Linked DNA regions of Mus musculus: region 1 is linked to region 2. A link is a loop called in an ENCODE intact Hi-C map of the cell type or tissue named here. Cell type or tissue: heart. All regions are shown on one strand.

Evidence for each region. Peaks named below come from ENCODE experiments on the same cell type or tissue, not always from the same donor. Only the 100,000 strongest peaks of a DNase experiment are listed, where the experiment ranks them.
Region 1: it touches region 2 in a loop (2.2-fold over the local background); 2 of 42 quality-filtered maps call a loop at or near these places.

The regions. Positions count from the first base shown.
Region 1 is chrX:139,997,438-139,999,937 of GRCm38, reverse strand. It overlaps Rbm41 (RNA binding motif protein 41), which reads left to right and starts at 1,343. Exons shown (of 7, transcript NM_153586.2): 1 at 1,343-1,438. The coding sequence starts at 1,431. In heart, no CTCF peak of the experiment used is centred here; DNase peaks (open chromatin) are centred at 1,387 and 1,667; H3K4me3 peaks cover 1,456 bases; H3K27ac peaks cover 1,023 bases.
Region 2 is chrX:139,868,990-139,871,489 of GRCm38, reverse strand. It overlaps Morc4 (microrchidia 4), which reads left to right. Exons shown (of 17, transcript NM_001193309.1): 1 at 1-218; 2 at 348-420. The coding sequence starts at 117. Among named protein-coding and RNA genes, the nearest start is that of Morc4, 1.4 kb to the left of the region's middle. In heart, a CTCF peak has its summit at 1,010; no DNase peak of the experiment used is centred here; H3K4me3 peaks cover 1,333 bases; H3K27ac peaks cover 711 bases.

The DNA of each region.
Region 1 (2,500 bases), 130 kb before region 2:
GATACAATCCACAGATCTCAAAAATCATGTTTTATTTTAACATAGTTCTAGATTTACATTAGAGCTTCATACTCTAGTGTTCCATATGTACTCTACTGTTTTTCTTAGAGTTCATGTCTAACACAACAGTATATTTGTCATGTACAATGAAACTTATTAAATAAAAACTATACTTTATTTATATGTACTTAGTTTTTACCGTGTGTCCTCTGTCTATTTCAAGATCCTACAATACATTTAGAAATCATATTTCTCTTGTTTCCTCATAAATGTGCAGAGTCTCAGAATTTTCTACTTACCTTTTATAGTTTGGAGGCATGGTAGTAGTCCTTCTTTGTTTTATATTTTTGTTTTGTTTTGGTTTTGTTTTTAGTTTTTTTCTTTCTTTCTTTTTTTTTTTTTTTTTGAGAATATGTAGACCTGGCTTGCTTTGAGCTATGTAATTAAATGAGCTTTGTAGCTTGAAATTTCCATCTTATAAATTAATACATTTTCATAACTTTAGAGATACTTGCTTTTCCATTTTGGGCCATTAAGAACACATACTTTTATTGTTTTTGTTATTCATGCTGTTGCTATTGTTGAAATTGGGTCTCGTGTAGTCCAGCCTGCCTTTGAACTTCCCGAACAAGTATTCCACTCCCAGTTTGTGTGGTGTTGAGGATCCCACAGGGGGCTTTGTGCATGCATGTCAAGCCAGCACGTTACAGATTCAGCTACATCCCTAAACCCGGGAACTAATGCTTTTAAACACTTTTCTATACGAAGCTTTTTAAAAATAAGCTATGCTCTGCATCGGAGTTTTTTGCCTGCATGTACGTGTGTGCTTGGTGTCCCAAAAACAAGTCAGATGCTCAGAACTGGAGTTATCGACAATTGTGAACTGCTGTATGGGAACTGAACTCCGGTTCAGTACCATATCTGACTCTGGCTTCGATATATTTTTATAAAATATTCAAAAGTCTGGGTACGTACTGCTTCTGACTTTAAACTAAGGGAACCCAGAAGGATCTGTTACAACTAAGAGAGAAGCATTAGTGCATACAATGTGGTTAGACCAGAGGCTTGAGGGGAAACAGCAGGCAGGTCAGATAAATCCTTAAAAGAGAAGCCTTGCTGACAAGAATGAAGACGGTGATTAGGAACAATATAGGATTTATTGATACTTAGAGAAAAATCCAAGAAGCCAAAGGTGAATCCTAGGCTTATGAGCTTTATATTTTGGATGTTATCTTTAACCTGGGCCAAAAATTCTTAATTTCCAATAAACCCATCACCCAATACCCGCTTTCTCTTTCCATCATCACATTACTACACTTCCCAGAGTTCCACGCTCCAACCTTCATCACCTTTGAGTCTGCCGCACAGATTGCTGGGAGTTGAGGTCTCCTTCCTATTTACCCAAGTTAGTGATAGGGGCCTGCGGAAACATGAAGAGGTAAGGTCATATCCGGGTTGCTGAAGGCAACTTTTATCTTTTACTATGAAACTTTTGTGTCTTTTTTTTTTTTTTCCCTTTTGTTTGGGATGTGTCACGTTCTTGAGGGGCGGTTTTTCTCCAGCGGGAAGACAAAGGAGAAAGGAGGAGGGAAGGCCGGCAGGCTGGACCAGTCTGCGGGGGTGAAGTTCTGGAAGGGCCGTAGCCAGGCGGGTTTCCACTGGAATGTTTCCCTCAGGGCAGAAGCGTCTGGAGCTGCCTGGCCTCTCACATTCCTGACTCTCCGGATGCTCACGCCAGCCACTCCCTGGCCCGCCCGCTGGTCCTGCTAGGTCTCACCGGCCAGAGGGTCAGAGGGTGGGCACTTTACTTTGTCTAGATTTTAAAGACATAATGGGCCCGCCACACCGGGTAGTGCTTTGAGATCTTCAAGTTACAGGGTGATAGTTTGCATCTCCAAATTGAGCGCAGATCTGGCTTCGGGTGCTTTGGAAGAAGAAAGGAAACTTAGGGCAGTTTCCCCTCCTGATTCTGCAGTAAATGGCCCTTTGAGCCTGGTGCGGACCTCCCTGAGGCCGGAGCTTCCCAGTTATTGACAGGACAGGAAACCTTAAGAAAAAGGAGCCACTTAGTTTTGGCTTCACACTGCCATTGAATCTTCGCACTGGAACAGTGGCACAAAGAACCTGTTTAGGAATGCTTTCTCCTGAATTGTTTTTAAAAGGTTTTTGTTGTTGTTTGTTTCATTTGTTGTCTTGTTTTCATGTTTCCTCTGCTTGAATTATTTTAATTATTCTGTGATGAGATTCCTCATACATGGAAAGTGAATCTAGTGTATTGCTTGGGTGATTATAAAGAGCTGTTTGCTATACAGGTTAAGAGGTAGGACATGATTCACATAAGTGCCTTAGAAGCCCCCTTGGCTCTCAGATTGCTTCTTCCCCTTTTATCTAGGAGTTTGCACCAATTACAATTATTCCTTTGCCTTTTGTTTGTTTGTTTTTGTTTTGTTTTCTTGGGTTTTTTTAAGACAAGGTTTCTCTGTGTAGCCCTGGCTGTCCT
Region 2 (2,500 bases):
GGGCCAGTCCGGGACGGCCACCGCCAGCTGCGAGTCGGGGGACAGCGCGATCTAGTGCGGGGACAGCCGGCCCAGGGGTCCGGCAGCAGCAAACCGGTATCCTGGCGGCCAAAAAAATGCTCCTGTACCGAGGGGCCCCTGCGGGCCCCGGAACGCCGGGAGGCGGACTGGCCCGGGCGGGCAGCGTCCCGCAGGCCTTCAGGATCCGCCTGAGCACGGTAGGTCCGGGGGCCCCCGAGGGGACGGACTCGCGCGAGCGCGCCCGGGTCCCAGGGCTGCGGGGGGCGCGCGGGGAGGGCTGGGCGAGCTGAGGCCTCACGCGGGACGGAACCTTCTCTCGCCCCCAGATGAGCCCCCGCTACCTCCAGAGCAACTCCAGCAGCCACACGCGACCCTTCAGTGCCATCGCGGAGCTGCTAGGTGAGTGACGAGGGCGGGCCGGGTGGCGGGTCGCAAGCCCGAGGCAGAGGTGCCAGCGTGGTGCGGTGGACGCAAGAGGAATGCACGAGGCGCGTGGGGCGGGTCCTCTCGGGACGGGCTGGGGGAGCTCGGCCACCGTGATCTCTTAGGGAGGGGGACAGGGAGGGTAGGGTGGGGTGGGATGGGGTAGGGTGAGGTGGGGTGGGGTGGGGTAGGGGGGCGACGGGACTAGATCGTGCCTGGAAAGCCGAGGAAGCGAGGTGTGTACTAAGAGTTTGGTAGGGTTCCCGCGCTGTTGTTCTGTCTGGATCGTGATGTTCCAGTCACTTTAGGATTCTTAGTTAATAATCAAAGAGCAATGCATAAAAATATCGGGCCCCGAAGCGACTGGATTTGACCAAGGCTGGCGACCGACAGAGGGCCCCAGGCTGGCAAAGGAACAGTGCAGAGGGCCCTGTAGAGTAGTTGGAAAGATCTGGAAATGACTTCTTTAACTTTAGAGACTTAAGTCTAGGAATGATGGGCCATCTCTTAGATGATGACACGAGTGCATTTGGCTCCCGGAGACTGCAGAGGGCTGGGTCCGTAGTCCACGAGCGCCCTCACACCGCTGGAATGAATACGGAGGCCTTAAGGACTTAACCTCTGGGTGCACCGGTGCTCGCTCAAAAAAAAAAAAAAAAGGAAAAAAATTCACTTGATTCCTTAGAGCTGAGTGCATCGCTTCTGCACTAATGTACTGTTCAAAAGGCAAAGATGAAAAGCAGTTCTGCGCAAAATGCAGCAGAGCAAGCACATTATAAATATTTCAAAAACTGAAAGAAGGAAGACAGATTTATATGGCTAGTTAGCACAGAACAAGACTCTTGAAAATGGTTTCAGAGCCACATGAATGAACCCCAGTGGGGACGTAAGCCACCACTGTGGCCATGCCAGGAGACTTGTTTTCCTAAAGATGTCGGTGAGCCACAGGAAGAGTCAGAAGAGTTATTTGGAAGGTGCTGGAGGATTCTGATGATTAGTTTGGCTATGAGCCCAAATGGTATAGAGTAGGTTGCTGATTGCTTTCTAGAAAGTTCAGGAGGAAAGTAACATTGATGATACAGCTTGAATTTCCAGACTGAGGTGACTCTATCGTTTAGGTTTTCCCCTATGGTTTTTTCTTTTTCTCCTTCCTTCCTTCCTTCCTTCCTTCCTTCCTTCCTTCCTTCCTTCCTCCCTTTTTTTTTCTTTTGAGATAGCGTCACATTATGTAGTCCAGTTGACCTGAAATTTGCTGTGCAGATCAGGCTGGCAGTCAGCACACAAAGATGTGCCTGTGTCTGCCTCCCAATGCTAGGATTATAGGCTCTTGCCACTGTACTCAGCTCACTGGATGGTATTTTTAAAGCATTAAATTAAAAAACATAGACCTGGGCTAATGTGTGTATATTATGTACATATATGTGTATACACAGATTTTCTTATAAAAAAAAAACCAAGTCACAAATATTAACAGGGAAAAGGAACATCAGAGTGTTTATTGATAATCCCAAACTTTCTTTTTTACTTTTTCTTCAAGTGTTTTCTCTACTTCCTCATGAATTTTTAGGAAATCACTCATTTGATAAACATTTATTAATCATCTACTATGCACAGGGTCACCAAGATAGGTAGAAAAATGGATATGACCAAGTTCTACTTTATTAACAGGTATGATGAAACATGTAAAAAGGTTTTATCATTTCTGTAGCAACCTAGTAGAAAAGGACGTGTGCAAAGAGAAGCACACACGTGCTGCAGGCGTACAGAAGAGGAGGGACTTAAGATTATCAGGACCAGAAGGGGGGTCAGAAAGACTTCGTAGAGGAGGGGACACTTGAGAAGAGATTTAAAGGGTTGGGACATGTGGATATGGTGAGTGTAGGGACATTCCACTCACAAGTAACAACTGGATGAGCAAAACCATGAAGAATATCCTCTAGGTCTTTGAATTTAATTAGAGCACTGAGTTCACAAATAGGAGACTGTACACCTTTAAAGAGTTTACAACAGGCTTTCGAAAATAACGTTGTAGCTTTAGCCTTGGAAGTGGGTGGCA